2 separate regions of the Homo sapiens genome follow, and region 2 is linked to region 1. A link is a loop called in an ENCODE intact Hi-C map of the cell type or tissue named here. Cell type or tissue: HepG2. All regions are shown on one strand. Links, peaks and the distances in the headings refer to the core of each region. The heading gives the core; the rest is flanking DNA.

Evidence for each region. Hi-C counts contacts between places; a loop is a spot of excess contacts. Peaks named below come from ENCODE experiments on the same cell type or tissue, not always from the same donor. Only the 100,000 strongest peaks of a DNase experiment are listed, where the experiment ranks them.
Region 2: a loop joins it to region 1, with 8 times the contacts of the local background. A loop is called at or near these places in 3 of 110 quality-filtered maps.

The regions. Positions count from the first base shown.
Region 1 is chr18:47,098,745-47,103,140 of GRCh38, reverse strand. KATNAL2 (katanin catalytic subunit A1 like 2) reads right to left here. Exons shown (of 18, transcript NM_001387690.1): 16 at 3,736-3,898; 17 at 2,785-2,887; 18 at 898-2,275. The coding sequence ends at 2,136. Among named protein-coding and RNA genes, the nearest start is that of HDHD2, 50 kb to the left of the region's middle. RefSeq lists silencers at 2,645-2,754, 2,590-2,802. In HepG2, for the core only: a CTCF peak has its summit at 2,712 (motif pointing left); a DNase peak (open chromatin) is centred at 2,730.
Region 2 is chr18:47,048,519-47,052,914 of GRCh38, reverse strand. It overlaps KATNAL2 (katanin catalytic subunit A1 like 2), which reads right to left. Exons shown (of 18, transcript NM_001387690.1): 5 at 1-35. Among named protein-coding and RNA genes, the nearest start is that of ELOA2, 15 kb to the right of the region's middle. In HepG2, for the core only: a CTCF peak has its summit at 2,335 (motif pointing left); a DNase peak (open chromatin) is centred at 2,344; H3K27me3 peaks cover 191 bases.

The sequences.
Region 1 (4,396 bases), core at 248-4,247:
TAGAGGTGGAAGTGTTAAAAACATGGACTAGGCGATATTTAAAGGGAATGGAGGATGTGGAGATGCAGCAGGCACACAGGCTGCATATGGGGTTTTGGAAGTGGAAGAAGGTTAAGTGTATTTGCTGTGAGGGATGGCAGGACTGCACTTATTCTGAATGAATTCAGGAACGGGCAGTAAGCAGAAAGGACCTAAATGTATTGTCATGAAGCCTGCTATCCAGAGGAGCATTTCCCCTGCCCCTTTACCCAGTCACTTTTGGGTATACATACAGCACCAACTTTCCCACTGCAGCAAATTCACAACAGCAGTTGAGATTTTATAAAATTAGAAATGATGGTAGTGGCCACAAGCAAATGGACTAGCAGCTACAAGAAATGTCAGCTGATGTCAGTTCTGACAAGAAGAACCCCCGCCAAACCATAAAGTAGACATCGGAACTTAGGCCTTACATCAGTCTTGGGCCATTCAAAGTAGAGTCATCTATGTCAGTGGTCCCCAGGCTTTTTGGCACCAGGGACCGGTTTCATGGAAGACAGTTTTTCCACGGAGTGGGCCTGGATAGGGGGCGGGGGATGGATGCTTTTGGGATGAAACTGTTCATCTCAGATCATCAGGCATTACTTAGATTCTCATAAGAGCGCATAACCTAGATCCCTCGCATGCACAGTTCACAATGGAGTTCACGCTCCTATGAGAATCTAATGCTTTCGCTGATCTGACAGGAGGTGGAGCTCAGGCAGTAATGCTCACCTGCCTCTTAGCTGCTGTGCAAACCAGTTCTAACAAGCCACGGACGGGTACTACGGGTCCATGGCCCAGGGACTGGGGACTCTCTATATCACTGGTGCTGCATGGTGTAGTGCCTGATGCTTATGAAGAAGTTTAAGCATGTACTGAGATGAAATCTTTTTTATTTTCAATTTGTTAAATAAGGTATATTTTCAATTTGACATTTTCCATGAAATGATGTTTAAAGAGGCATTTGAGAATAATCTCAAAATAATCGATACCGAAAAAAATGCTTTGGTTTTGTTTAAAAGGGTAAAATCCTTTGGGATACTTAGCTATCCAAAGTGTCTCTTTCTGGAGGTTTTTCCTCTTGAAGAGTCTGTCTGCAGGGATGATGAAGACAAGGCAAGGAAGAGAAAAGAAGGTGATTTCCCATAGGTAAGTTCTAGTGGGGGAAAAGAAGTGGCATTACTTAGTAGAAGCCTTCAAAATTTATCAAGGGTTGAAAGTAGATGCCTCGGATTGTGGGTTTCTGAGAGAGATGCGTCTAGTTGTTTATAACCCCTTAAGGAGAGGGGGAAGAGCCTAAGAGCAGGGAAGACTTGGGATGAATGTTCTCGAAGCTTAGGTGCCCCATCCTAAGCTTTGGATCTGATGAGAAGCTGCGGCAATGGAAAGAGAAGGGCAGAGCACACCGGATGTGAGGTGTGAAGAGTGAAAAGATGTTATTGGGGGCCAGAACCCAAAACAATCAGACTGGCAGCTGATGGTGATGGTGTGCTAGTCACCCTGGCTATTAGCTCTAGCATCAGAATGCTCAGTGACATTTCTGAGTGGGGCTTAGTTTGGGAGGGGTTTGCTGCTGACAAAGCTGGATGGAGTCAGAATTAGGGGGAGCTGATGAGATTCAGAATATTGTCCGGAATGAGAAACAGACTGCATTGCCTTCCCTGCTTCCGTCCTCCTTCACCCTGGGACTGTCAGCTGGGCAGTGCCTGTCAAGCTTAGCTTCTACTTGGCTGCCCCAACTCAGGGTCATCCTGTGTGTGGCCAACACAACTTTTCTAAGTACATCTTTTTCTTAAAAAGTTTACAAATGAGTAACATTACAGAAAATTGTTCATTAAAATTTTATGGAGTCTAATTGTCAGAAAAATCTCCATTGTATGACCCAATAGCACATATATGTATGTAACTGAAACTCTCAATATTTTGCTGACATCGATAATGGTAAGTTAATAAATATATCTCAGCTATCCAAAACAATACAGTGGCTCAAGTTAATCCAGTCTTCAAAAATAATTTTCTCTTTTCCATTCCAATCATTTTGTTCTCCCACGGACATTAATAAACTAGGAGGTCTTTGTGGTTGCCTTTGTGGCCAGGTCAGGGTAAATGTGGTTTCAGACAGACTCGAACTCTCTTTGCCAGTCTGAGTATCTCTGAGCCAGATTCTTTGCGGAGGGCTTGGTGTGAGTTAGCACATCCAGAAAGTCGGCAGTGGTTACTATATCCAACTGGATCCTGGGTAAGTCGCTGCTTTCTAGGATAAGAACACAACAGTAACAGCACAACAATCGACCTCTTGGTGATCAATGCTCTTGAAACGCTAATAGACCTTCTTTCAAAATAATGCATAATGCAGCATTCTTAATTGTTAATGCAGCAAAAGGCAAGACTAAAGAGGGCTGGGGAAAAATTCTTTAACGTGCAACTGAGTTAGCCCCTAAGGCCCAGACAAAAAAATGTGACCTAAATGTATCGTTACCAGGTATTATTTAATATTTATATAGTGCCTCAAATGGATCCAGCCCAACATCAGAGTGTGCCAGAGAAATAAAAGCCTGAGCCCTAAGGAGTTTATCATCTGCAAGCAAAGTCGATCCAAATCAGAACACCCACGGAGGAATGAGTTGAGTGAGGGATGATTTGACCAAAAAACGCATTGCCAAGTGTAAAGCGGCACCAAGAACAGGCGCCAGGCTCCATCTGCTGGTGAGAGGGATTTTTACACAAATTCCTGGAACACCTTCATGGTGATCCAACCCATACCTGACTGGTGATTTTCAAGTGCATCAAAGATCTTCCTCACGGGCCGCATGGCTGCTTCCCTGCAGACGAGCTTAATATCTGAGCCTGAGTAGCCCTCAGTCTCCTGAAACAGCCAAAAAACCAGCCATTGGTCAGTGGGCAGAATGCTCCTGGCCATTACGTTGTTATAGGCAGGACCCAGTATCAGAAGCCCTGTGTAGATTCTGTATCTGTCACCCATGAACATCCTAAAAAGATTCCCAGATAAACAGTGCTTGAGGAAGAGACCCTGCTAGCATGTTGGGATAACCTAAGCAGCTGGGCTAGAATGGCTTTCTAACACCATCGAAATATGCTGTAAGATGCCAGTGAAGGATCAGAACACCCAAGTTAGCCTATCAGGGCCCCTGTGCTCAAATCCAAGGATGGTCAAATTTGGTAGGCACGTTTATTCTTGTAAATAAGATCATACCTGCCATTTAGGAACCTCAGAGAACATTGTGTTCAAATGTTCACCAAAAGCAGGCAACATTTCTGCAACACCCTGGGAATGGACACCAGTGATAATGGGCATAATAGACATGTACCTGGAGTTTTTCTGTTATGTAATCATCACAGTCATTCTTTGTGGCTCATCTGCTACCCATTTTACAGATGAAGAAACAGGCTCAAAGAGTAAGTGACTTCTCCGAGGTCACACAGCTAACAAGCAGCAGGGCCAGGATTTGACCATAGGTTCTCTGAGTCTAAACCCTATGCTGTTTCCACTGCCTCACATTGTTTCTCCTTCTCTGAATATTTTTAAGTGAAAAGGAGCTTATTCTTCGTGAAGATGCCCATTGCATTACGGGGGCAGCTTGGATCTTATTCTAAGTGTCTCAAGCTTCTATCAGCTCATGGTAAGACCTGGTCTACAAGATGGCCATATGGTGGGCCCTTGACCTACATGTGCCCCTCTCCAGGGCAGCTGACCTGGCTCAGCACACTGTACTCCAGCTCTGTGTGCAGCTCCAAGGCCCTGCTCTTGCTCACAGGAGGCAGCCAGTGGTAGATCATGGCCTGCCTGGCCTCCCGGCTGGGGAGATCGACCAGAATCCTCTTCTCCAGGCGGCGTAACATGGCACAGTCCAGCTCCCTGAAATCACACCAGAAATGGAGCTGGACAGGGCTGCAAACACACTTCCTGAACAACAACTGTACTTTAAGAACAATTTAGCATTGCAGGAAGCAATTCTGCATTTTAACTGTCACTCTACATCTATGCCTTGAGTGGATGGGACAATTAATATTATTTGGAGAAAGAATTGGTGAGAAAGAGAACTGAGGGAGGGAAGGAAGGGAAGAGAGGAAAGCAGAAAGGAAGGAGAAGAAAGAGAAGGAAGGAAGGATGAATGGAAGAAAAGGAAAAGAGCACATTCTCAGAACTAATGAAAAGGAAGTAATTTTATGCGACTTAATTTGGGGTACAAAAACCAACTAACAACCAGCAATCATGAGTATTCTGATTGCAGTTGTAACATGAATTATTCAGTCCGATCTTGCCAGTGAGTAAATTATTGCTGACAATAAGTTGGGCACTCTAAGTACATTAATTCTTCCAAAATTCTCAGTCCTTCTGGAGTGAATGACCCCT
Region 2 (4,396 bases), core at 325-4,324, 50 kb after region 1:
TTTCTTGCTCCAAAGCATTTGCTGTATCGATATACCTGGCAGTTTCACAGAATAAAAAGAAGAAATTAACTGAGGTGAAAAGAATAATGGCTAACAGGCATTACAAGTCTAAAGGGATGCAATACAAAAAGTAAGCCTATATATAGCACATTAGATGAAAACTAGTATGTGCATAGGAGGTTTGCCTATAAAGAGCCCCATATTTGTTAAGTATATTTAACTATTATCTTTCAAAGCAGTTGCCTTTGAAAGTTACATACTTATTCTGGTGATGTCACCGTTGTTAAGGATGTTTTTGGAAGTGCTTAAAAGTCAAATAAGTAAATCAACCAAGAAACATCTTGTGATTTGTCTTTACTCATTTGCAGCCTAAAATGGGTATCTGCCCAAACTTGGTTACCTCTTTATTCACAGGTATTCATTTTAGGTAACATTTGGCAAAATGATAAAACCCAAATTCAACCCAAATTTGCCATCATTGAAGTAATTCACATTAACAAGTCTCGAGCACTGAAGGAAATTCCAAAGATCTACCAATCAAGATCATCAAAGAACTTTCATATAAGATAACATCCACTTGGAATGTATTATTTGTTTCTGGTAATTTTTTAATCAGTCACACATTGCACTTCAGAGTGTTTCTGTATAAAAGTAGTACCTTGATCTTTGTTCCTTACTGTCATTTTTAACTTGTTCAGTTGTAAAACTGTCCAATATAAGTGGCCTTAGCACTGGAAGCAAGGGCTGTGTCTCAAAATCCTCTGAAAGAAGAAAGACTCTCCAGGTCTTAAATTTTAGTTCTTAACTTCTTTTAAAACCAACAATTTTCTCCTGAAAAGTGTGCACATGTGCAAATTAGCATACAATTTCAGGAGCTCATCCAAGGACCCCAGATTCAGATTTCTGCTGCAGGTTAGAGTTCTTTCTGTTTCATTTGAATCTAGATCCAGGAAAGTAGAAAGAGAAAACTTTCTTTTTTAGTAGCCCTCCTCTTCTCTCTCTTTCTTTCTTTCTTTCAGACAAGGTCTCCTTATGATGCCCAGGCTGCTTTCAAACTCCTGGCCTCAAGCAATTGATTCCCTTCTTGGCCTCCAAAGTGTTGGGATTACAGGTGTGAGCCACTATGCCTAGCCTGAACTTTCTTAAAAGAAGATGCCATGATTATTTTCAATGACCTTGAAATGTATGTATCTCTCCTAAGCTAATTTTAAAGAAGCTGCAAACCACAGTCAGTTGACTCTAGCCAATCACCTTCTATACTTTTTCATGTCTCACCATGCTTCTATACTATGTCTTAATCCTCATTTTACAGAGAGAAAAACTAAATCAGTTTTTTATTAATAACTTTAGTATGGAGTAATACATATTCACTTAAGAAAAAACTAGAAAATACTGGTAAATCAAAAGAAAATTCTGCCCCTCAGAGAAAATGACTAACATTTCCTCTGTTTTTACAAACTTTTTTTAACCTTTTTTTTTTTTCTTTTTAGAGACAGGGCCTTGTTCTGTCACCTAAGCTGGAGTGGCACAATCTTGGCTCACTGCAGCCTGGAACTCCTGGGCTCAAACAATCCTCCCACCTCAGCCTTTCAAGTAGCTTGGACTACAGGCGTGCACCACCACGCCCAGCTATTTATTTTATTTTATTTTTTGTAGAGATGCGGTCTTGCTGTGCTGCCCAGGCTGGTCCCGAACGTCTGGTCTCAAGTGAGCTGAGCTTGAATGAGGTTTGAATTCGATGTGGTTGGCAGGAGGAGCCGCTAGAGATTCTTAACCAACAGAGCGACAGGACGGGACTTTAGGAGTAGTGTGCAATACTGGGCCATAATAACAAGACACAAGAGAGAGACGCAGAGGCTACTAAAATTACCCAAGCCCGAGAAGATGGATATGGAGGACTATTAATAGAAGAACCAGCATCCATGACCCTCCATTGTCTGCTGTCACCAATTCTCACTCACACATTCAAACTCTGGTCTTCTTGTTTACTTAATTGTTCCACTTAGGCTGTGCCCCTTCTTCCTCTGTGCCTCTGCCAGGAATGGCCTTACATCACATCGGTCTATTCATATTCTATACATCTTTTAAGTCCAGCTCACGTCACCCTCTCTACAAAGCTTTCCCTGATTGTTTATTTTAATCCACAGTAATCTATCCTCTGCTGAATTTGTAGAACTTCGTTAAGGCAGATCTCTTTTATTGACACTCATATGTCCTTAAAAATACCTATAGTTCATTTTCGTTTTGACAGTCCACTCATTTGTCCCTTTCCCAGCAGGTTTCGGAAAATGATCAGTTCTAGTAGAACTTTCATTGATTCACGATACAAAGAGCCATCTCGTGGCAGAAAGGAAAAATGCATGCTTTGTAAGCAGCAAACTACTTGGCCTTAACAACTACATCTGACTTTTATTTTTATCTTTTTGTTTTTACAGTTCTTCTTTCTGATACAATTTCTGGAACAAAAAATACATTGTAATAAAAAATCAGGGATAATTTGTGAAAATGGCATTGTCTTCGTTTCTAATTATTCTACCCATCTACATTCTAGTAAGTTCCTCAATGGCTATGCAAATAACATTTACTGAGATTCTGTTACTATGTTCACAGTGCTGGGACCTGGCATGGTGAGTTTAAGTTTTATAAGAGTCAACTTATCTAGGAAGACAGCATTCTCAAAGTTATCTGTGGAAAACTCGTCTCTAAAGATGGTCTGAGAAAAAAAAAAGAGTTCCTTAGGCCAGGCATGGTGGTTCATGCCAGTAATCTCAGCACTCTGGAAGCCAAGGTGGGTGGATCGCTTGAGCCCAGGAGTCCCAGACCAGCCTGGGCAACAGATAAATCTCATCTCTACCAAAAAACAAAACAAAACAACGAAACAAAAAGTAGCCATGGCGGCACGCACCTGCAGTTGAGCTAATTGGGAGGCTGAGGTGGGAGGATTGCATGAGACCACAAGTTCAAGGCCAGCTATGTCTACATAGCGAGATTCCATCTTTACCAAAAATAAATGAATAAGGAAATAAATAAATAAACAAACAGTGTCGTGGCATACACCTGTAGTTTCAGCTACACAGGAGGTTGAAGTGAGAGGATCACTTGAACCCAGGAATTTGAGGCTGCAGTGAGCCATGATTGGGCAACTGCACTCCAGCCTGGATGATAGGTGAGACCCTGTCTCCAAAACAACAACCACAATAACAAAACCCTGGAAAAGCTTTGGCCAAATTGATTTGCAAAACCTTGAATACTGTGACTTTAGTATGATATTCTCATTGCACATAGTAAATCAGATGGTCTGAGAAGTCCTGAAATGAGGGACCTAGTTTAATTTAACCCAATATCTGCCAAGCTTACCTGACCACAAAACTCTTTAACACCTATTAATATTCTGTATAACTACTGCTCCAAGTGCTGCACACACTCAGAAAAGCACCTTGAGGTATTTTAACTCAGGGTTCTTTGGATAGAGCTGAGATTCCATCAAAAGATGATGTAAAATGGGCCAAGCCCACATTCCAGTTTCTTTAAGTCCTTTGCTGAACCAAGTTGGGTATTAAGAGAATAAAACCCAAATCCTATCAATAATAGAAGTATAAGTGTAATTGTCAGGCATGATTCTAAGCATGTTACATATTTAATCCTCGTAATAATGGCATCTACCTGATACTTAGCTATACCCCATTACTCCATTCTACAGACAAGGGAACTGAAGCATAAAGAGAATAAGTAACTTGTCCAAGATCACAGATTAGCAAAGGGAAGAGCAGACATTTGAAAGAAAATAGTCTGGGCTGGGCGCGGTGGCTCACGCCTGTAATCCCAGCACTTTGGGAGGCCGAGGCGGGTGGATCACGAGGGCAGGAGATCGAGACCACGGTGAAACCCCGTCTCTACTAAAAATACAAAACAATTAGCCGGGCTTGGTGGCGGGTGCCTGTAGTCCCAGCTACTCGGGAGGCTGAGGCAGGAGAATGGCCTGAACCCAGGAGGCGGAGCTTGCAGTGAGCCGAGATCGCGCCATTGCACTCCAGGCTGGGCGAGAGAGTGAGACTCCGTCTCAAAAAAAAAAAAAAAAAAAAAAAAGAGTCTGGCTTCTAAGTTTATACGCATATCCTGGAAGCCGTCCCTATGACAACAAGCCCCACAGCCCTGTCATAGATTGAACACTTAGCACTTTCTCATATGCTACCCTTGGGGTTACTTTACTTAAGTGCCTGGTGAATAGAGCAGAGCAGCCCACTACCCACATGCAGACTGTCTGGCTTGTCAATTTCAGGAATGCTCTTATAGCCCAGATGGAGAAACAGAGGCACAGAAAGACCAAAGTCAGCCCTGCCCTGCTCCGGGGCTCAATTCCACCCCACTGCTATGTGGAGATACAGAGTTTGAGCCT